Linked DNA regions of Mus musculus: region 1 is linked to region 2. Evidence: chromatin contacts called from ENCODE Hi-C or POLR2A ChIA-PET data. All regions are on one chromosome and are shown on one strand. Each heading gives the region's core, a stretch centred on a gene start or an enhancer-like site at or near the end of the contact. The rest is flanking DNA. Distances are from core to core; before and after follow the strand shown. Region 1 holds the start of Slc22a20 (solute carrier family 22 (organic anion transporter), member 20). Region 2 holds the start of Syvn1 (synovial apoptosis inhibitor 1, synoviolin).

The links. A loop is a pair of places that touch in the nucleus more often than their neighbours do. ChIA-PET counts read pairs that join two places held with the same protein, here RNA polymerase II (POLR2A).
Region 1: POLR2A ChIA-PET joins it to region 2 with 15 read pairs in Patski. The contact joins the promoter of Slc22a20 here to the promoter of Syvn1 in region 2. A Hi-C loop is called at or near these places in 1 of 37 maps with a recorded cell type or tissue (T-helper 2 cell). POLR2A ChIA-PET finds 5 or more read pairs at or near these places in 2 of 5 experiments (Patski and embryonic stem cell).

What each region holds. Positions count from the first base shown.
Region 1 is chr19:5,984,858-5,988,539 of GRCm38, forward strand. Slc22a20 (solute carrier family 22 (organic anion transporter), member 20) reads right to left here and starts at 1,286. Exons shown (of 10, transcript NM_198650.2): 1 at 909-1,286; 2 at 723-826; 3 at 1-95. The coding sequence starts at 1,283. Gm31719 (a long non-coding RNA gene) reads left to right here. Exons shown (of 4, transcript XR_001782726.2): 4 at 1-240.
Region 2 is chr19:6,044,764-6,048,191 of GRCm38, forward strand. It overlaps Syvn1 (synovial apoptosis inhibitor 1, synoviolin), which reads left to right and starts at 1,813. Exons shown (of 16, transcript NM_028769.5): 1 at 1,813-2,365; 2 at 3,154-3,302. The coding sequence starts at 3,171. It also overlaps the pseudogene Gm8034.

The DNA.
Region 1 (3,682 bases), core at 36-2,535, 60 kb before region 2:
CGCAGTAGGCACTGAAGGAGCCCACATACGCTGTGGCAGCCCCCGAAACTGCCAGCTGCAGGTACGACCACACCAGTGGGGCCTTGCGACCCAACCTGAACCCAAAGAGTGAGGGGCTAGGGAATCCTCACCAAGGAGGCAGAGAGGCCATGTCTGAAACTTCTGCCTTGGTGGGGACACCGAAGCAATCAAAGATGAGATGCCCAGTAAAAGCCACCCCTCTAAACACCACATGCAACCACCAGGCTGATCAGGGATAGAGGGACAAGTGTGATGGAAGATCAGAGACCGAGAGATTTAATCCATGTTGGGGAAAGGTAGAGAGTTTGAAAAGAGATCCATGCCTATAATCCCAGCACTTGGGAAGTACAGGCAGATGGATCAGAAATTCAAAAAAAAAAAAAAAAAAAAAAGAAAAGAAAAGAAAAGAAAAACACTCATATATATATATAGCCATGGTTTCACACGCCTTTAATCCCAGCACTTGGGAGGCAGAGGTAGGTGATCTCTGTGAGTTTGAGGCCAGCCTGGTCTAGAGAGTGAGTGCTAGGACAGTCAGGGCTACACAGAGAAACCCTGCCTTAGAAAAACAAAACAAAACAAAACAAAACAAAACAAAACAAACAACCCCAGACAACGAAAGGAATAAAGAGAGAAGAGACAGAATGTAGGTGAACGCAAGGGCTTTCCCTGGGGGACGAGGCGCTCCCCCAAAGGCTCACCTGTCAGCAAGACCACCAAACAAGGCGGCTCCCACCAACACCCCGGACATGTAGATGGACTGAGCCAGGTCACGAAGGGTGCGGGCCTCACACACCAGGTCCCACTATTGGGGAGAGAGGAGTGCTAAACCTTGTCCTTAGGCTTGGCCTCCTCCCAGCCCCCCAAGCCACCCACCCACCTCTGACCTCCATCACAATGGTAGATGGGAAAATGCTTCGGTCGTAGACCCAACCATCCTTGCAGCCCTCGGTGGCCACCCCATGGGAGGAGGCGTTGGGTTTCAGAAGGGCCCACTGAGGTTCTACATAGCGCCGGCACGGCTCGGGGTCCCCATGCTGGTTCAGGGGTATGGCAGCCCTCAGCCAGACCCCTGAGACATTGGTGGTAGGTTCTGTGTAGTTGGCAGGATGTTGGCAGTGGTGAGGGGGTGCAGCAGCCGTGAAGTTCTGTAGGAAGGTATGGCAAGCCAGCAGCCCACAGGGCAGCAGCAGCAAGGCTGTATAGACAAGCTGGAAGCGACCCACGCCTCCCAGGGCATCCAGCAGGTCTGTGAAGGCCATGGCCAAGGGCCCTACCCCAGGTCGGGCCTGCCCAGGCCTTATGTAAAAAGGCAGGGGAGGGACCTAGAGGTAGAGGATCAGGCCAGGGGTCAGGACCACACAGGCCTTCTCTACAATGCATCTCAGAAGGATCAAGTTACACCTCACAGGAGGCCTAAATGTCCCCACATCTGCAGTGTGTCCCTCCCCCAGGCCCTTTCTCCAGTTCTCTCTCTATCTGTTACCTCTTGAGTTAGCAAAGTCAAGGGTTGGGCGTTAGATAGATAGCTGAGTTAGCAGAGTACTTCAGGACCTTAGAAGCATTAAAGCCCTGCACTTGCTTAAAATCAAGGCCATGGTGGCATGAACTTGTAATCCCAGGAAGAGAGATTCATGGGCCTTGCTGGCCAGACAGCCAAGCCTAACCGTCGAGCCCCAGCTCCCAGTGAGAGATCCTGTCTCCAAAAGACAAGGAGGATGGCTCCTCAGGGATGACACTGGAGATTGGCCTCTGACTTCTGCAAAGTGCCATGGCACTTATGAGTGTGTGTGCACGTGCATGTACACACAAATACATAAATAATTTTAATTTTGTTTTTGGGGGTTTTTTGTTTTTGTTTTTTTGGTTTTTGTTTTTGTTTTTTGTTTTTTTGAGACAGGATCTCACTGCATAGCCCTGACTGTCCTGGAAATTACTGTGTAGACCAGGCTGGCCTCGAACTCACAGAGAACTCCTTGCCTCTGCCTCCTTTCGGTTGTGTGCACCTGGCTCTCAAATTTATTATTTTTTTAAATTAAAAAATAAACCAGTGTCTCTAGCTGCATATGAATCAGAAAATAGCCTAGTCGGCCATCAGTGGAAATAGAGGCCCAATTGGTCTTTCAAACTATATGCCTCAGCACAGGGGAACGACAGGGCCAAGAAGTGGGAGTGGGTGGGTGGGAGACTTTTGGGATAGCATTGGAAATGTAAATGAAATAAATATCACCCCCAAAAAAATCAAATCAAATCAAGGACACATTGTAGAACAGGATATGCCAACTGGTGAAATAAAGTCTTAAGGAGTTAAAATAAATAAATAAATAAACCAAATGAGACACAACAAGCAATACAGAAACAAAACCAAAGAAGTCCAAGTAGGGCAGTCAAGAAGCAGCGTCAGTTTGGGGTCGGGAACTTTCAGGGTATGTTGGCGAATCACCACAGCAAATTAAAGCCACTCTAGAGAGGGGCTGAGGGCTGAGGGCTGAAAGGAGAGGAATCCAGGACACCATGCATACCGCTCCCTCCAGGACCTGCTCCAGTGAGGAGGCCAGTTGACTTGGCTCCGGCCTCCCAGTAAATAGCTCCTGGAAACCATCAGCTCAGGACACTGGTTCTTTCATGATCAGAACTCTCAGTTCCATTTCTACATGCAGCCTTGTGGGCAGTCCCATCGCCCACTCCCTGCTCCCTCAATTTTTCTTTTCTTTTTTTTTCCATTTCTTCTCAAGATAACGTCTACTATAGCCCAGGCTGGCCTGGAACTCCCTATGTATGTATGTATGTATGTATGTATGTATGTGTGTGTGTGTGTATGTATGTATGTATGTATGTATGTAGTCAGATGGTGAACTTTGAACTTTATTTATTTATTTATTTATTTATTTTGGTTTTTCAAGACAGGGTTTCTCTGTATAGCCCTGTCTGTCCTGGAACTCACTTTGTAGACCAGGCTGGCCTCGAACTCAGAAATCCGTCTGCCTCTGCCTCCCGAGTGCTGGGATTAAAGGCGTGCACCACCATGCATGGCTTGAACTTTTTTTTATTTTTCTGAGACAAGAGTTCCTCTGTGTAACTCTGGCTGTCCTGGAACTCATTCTGTAGACCAGGCTGGCCTGGAACTTAGAAATCCGCCTGTCTCTGCCCCCTGAATTCTGAAACTAAAAGGCATGAACCACCACCACCCAGTGGCAAGCCTTCTACCAACCAAATACAGCCCACCTGGCTCCTTCCTCTTATCTCTGGTAAGAGCCACAGAGGCAGAACATTAATGTAAACTGCTGGATTACAGGGTGTCCCACTGTGGTCTGGGGTTGGGTGGGGACTCTGTGCTTTAGAGAGCTCCCTAGGGGGTCAGATCTATGCTAAGTGGAGGTCTTGTGTTTCCTTACTGATATCTGCAGAGGAGGAAGTCAGACTCAGCCCCCAGGTAGAGCATGCAAAACCAGAAAAGCCACCTGGATTGGCTGTCAGTGGAGCAGTCGGTTCATGTCTCTGTGCCCAGGCCTGCTCAACATCTCAGGAGCTGAGGTGGCCACAGCCAGATACCCAATCTCTGGCAAGGGTGGACAAGGGCATGAGACAGCCTGAGCTGCTTCTACGCCAAGGCTTGCTGGTACAATCAAGGGAACAGTTGGGGAGAATAACACCCAGAGAC
Region 2 (3,428 bases), core at 563-3,062:
TTCTTCAGCTTGCCCTTATTGAAGCTGGCGATTTCCCCTATGTCCGGCTTGTCTGCCATTTTCTTACAACTCGTGGATTCTCCTTCCAAGCTTGCGCTCCAGGTGCTCCCACTCTCGTTGCTGCAGCAAGAGACCTTATTTTGTTTTTCGAGACAGGGTTTCTCTGTGTAGCCCTGGCTGTCCTAGAACTCACTCTGTAGACCAGGCTGGCCTCGAACTCAGAAATCCGCCTGCCTCTGCCTCCCGAGTGCTGGGATTAAAGGTAGGCGCCACCACGCCCAGCTTTTTTTTTTTTAGATAGGATCTCACTCTATAGCTGTACGCTGGCCTCAGATTTATGATGCTCTTCCTGCCTCAGTCTCCCAATTTTCTGGGATTGTAGGAGTGGGCCACTATGCTCTGCTCACTACATGATTTCAGAGGTTGAGTAGACCTGAACTGAAGACCAGACAAGGGAGCCCTCCCTCGACATCTTGGGGCCAGGGAAGTTGAAGCCATAGGATCAGAGGAAATGTGGCAAGAAAAAAGGCCAACATGGACACAGAACTTAAATAAAAACAGACAGAGGAAGTAAGACAGATATATACCTGGGGGAGAGGAGGGATTGCCACAAAATGTAGGAGATTTTCAAGAATGGGGGAGGATGAGTGTGTAGGGTTAAAGGTAGCCAGTAGAAGTTCATAGCTAGCCTTATGGAGGAAGGAAAGGGGAGCCATCTCGGGATGTTAACTGTTAAAGACAACAGGTGGTGGTGAAGATGGCTGAGACCAAGAGCACAGGGCTGAGGGGCAGACAGGCACTGACACTGCTACCCTTTAATACAGTTCCTCCTGTTGTGATCCCCAACCATAATTACTTCGTTGCTACTTCATAACTGTAATTTTGCTAGTTATGAATTGTAAGTAAACGTCTGATATGCAGGATATCTCATTTGTGACCCCTGTGTAACGGTTTGATTCCCAAAGGGCTTACGACTCACAGGTTGAGAGCCAGCCACTGCCTTAAAGTCGTCTAGAATCAGTTTTCTTTCTTTTTTGACAGACAAGATGTTTAATTCCGTTGTACTGAAGGAAAGCCATTTTATGTATTTTTCTTAAGTGCTCTATCAGTAATGACAATTCTGAAAGCCCCTGTGTTATATTTTAACAACACAGTCACCTCCGGTTCTGTATTCACTGTCCGTGTTGTGACTCCCACAGTATAAATTCCTCCAGTTGATCTTCATGAATTCTTATATTTGATCCCCCCCCCCCTTAGGCCTCTGAATTCCGAGTGAGTCCGAGTTAAAAATGGGAGGAGCACCCTCTAGCTGATAAACCTGGGTAATGAGGTGTCCGCTTTCAGTTTCCATTCTGTACGCGACTATACTGCTTGTGTGAGCCCTAACAGACAGAATCAGCTCAGAACAAAGGGTCTGGCTATCTCCCAGGGATGAACACGCACGCCGACTGAGCTTTTGGGGTGTTGAAAAGTCAACGCCTTCGCACAGAACTCTCCACCCCAACCTAGAAATAACTGGCGTTCTGTTTTATGTCAGTCCGGACACGCAAGCACTGCTCCTTTTGCGGGCCCCGTAAGCATCCCCCCAGGCGGGATAGGGATCCCCGGCCTATGGACTGCGCTTTCTCAGCTGGCATCCAGCTGCCTTGGCACCCAGTCCGGGGCCACTCTGCCTACAGACCCTAGCAACCACTCACCTGCTTTTCTTTCCCTATAGGCCAGAAATTTTTCCTTTCTTTTCTCATTGGTCCGCGTAACTTTATCGCAACCAATCGGCGGTAGCCACGGGAACAAACTCACTCCTACACAACCTGCGTTGGGGGGAGGTAACCTGGGAAGACCTATATCTGTTTTCTGCACCGCTATTTTTTTCCGAGAAGCACTTAACTTCTTACCGTGTCGTAGCTATCCCTGGAATGAGGCGCTTACACATTTTATTTCTTTCATGCCTGACATAAAGTCTGGCCCTTGCTCGCTCCTGCCCCCCGTCCAAATGGCTCGGCCCGCGGAACGCCCCATCTTCCAGGCACATTGAGAGCCGGAGTCTTGGAGGAGTTTAGGGTGGTGATTCTACAACGGCGACTAGCAAGTGGCGGGCTTCAGCCCTTTCCCGCTGCTCTCCTGGTCGCGACCACACGTCACAGCTCTCGCTCGTTCCGGTTGCTCGCGCACGGGCCCCAGAAGCGCAGGCGAGATCGGAGCGCGCAAAGAGAACTTGGTACGGTCCACTCCGCCGCGCCCCGCGCCGCCGGAAGTGAGGTGTCTTACCCCCGAAGTTCCGGTTCGCAGGGGGTGGGGAGTGTTGTTAACCGGAGCGGCTGCCGCAGTCGCGGTGATTGAGCGTGCTCGCGGCGCTGGGCTCCTGGTGAGTGGGCCTGGTCCTGATTGGGGTTGGGGGGTCGGCGTCTAGGACCTTGTCCTTTGGGGTCACTGCGATCAGCCCGCCCCGCTGCGTTCGGCCGCCAGTTTTCGGCCTGTCAGATGGCTGGAGACCTTAGGCGGCGGCGCGGCCACCGTTCCAGAGGCCGGGCCCCGCCTGCGAGGTTCGCAACTCCTAGCGTTCACAGGTGCGCGACTGTGAGGCGACCTGACTGGTTCTCAGCCCCGCCGCCGCACCCTGGCGGTCGGCCGTTTCTCCGGTTCTCAGAGTGGACACTGCTGGGGGCGGGGGGGGGGGCAGGGTTCCAGACTGACGTACCCCGATGGGCGCGCGTCTGCGCTGACCACCCTGGCACAGCTGTCACTGGTTGTGTCGCCTTCTCAAGCTGTGCCCTCTGCACCTTGCCTCCTCCACCCCTGGCGGGCCCAGCGAACCTGCCTCTAAAGCCTATCATCCCAGCTCCTTCAGAGGGTCAGCGGTGGCAGCCCCCCTCCTCCTAACTTTGCCTCAGTGACTCCCTAGAGGAGGCGCCTTGGCAGACAGCGTGGAAGAGCCCTAGATTTGAAACGAGATTGATCCAAGTTCTAGGCCTTGCATCAGTGTGAGCCTCTAACCCCTTTGAGTCCTAGTTTCTCGTTTGTGAAACAGGGAGTATATGCTGTTTTGAATCTAATGGCTGTCAAGGTGAAATGAGTGTTTGCCCTTACACTCTGCCAGGGACTGTGCTAGGTTTACATAGTGTGGATATCACAAATGTCATTTTCCTTGTGCAGGTCTCTGGGCCAGGGCGATGTTCCGCACCGCAGTGATGATGGCGGCCAGCCTGGCGCTAACCGGGGCAGTGGTGGCTCATGCCTACTACCTCAAACACCAGTTCTACCCCACTGTAGTGTATTTGACCAAGTCCAGCCCCAGCATGGCAGTGAGTTCAGGGCTCAGGGAAGAAGGAATGCCCGGGGAGGGAAGGAGGGGCAGAAGTGGGGCTACATGTCATAGAAGTAGGAGAGAAATAGCCCTGGGCCGCCTGACTTGGAATTATCTATGACAG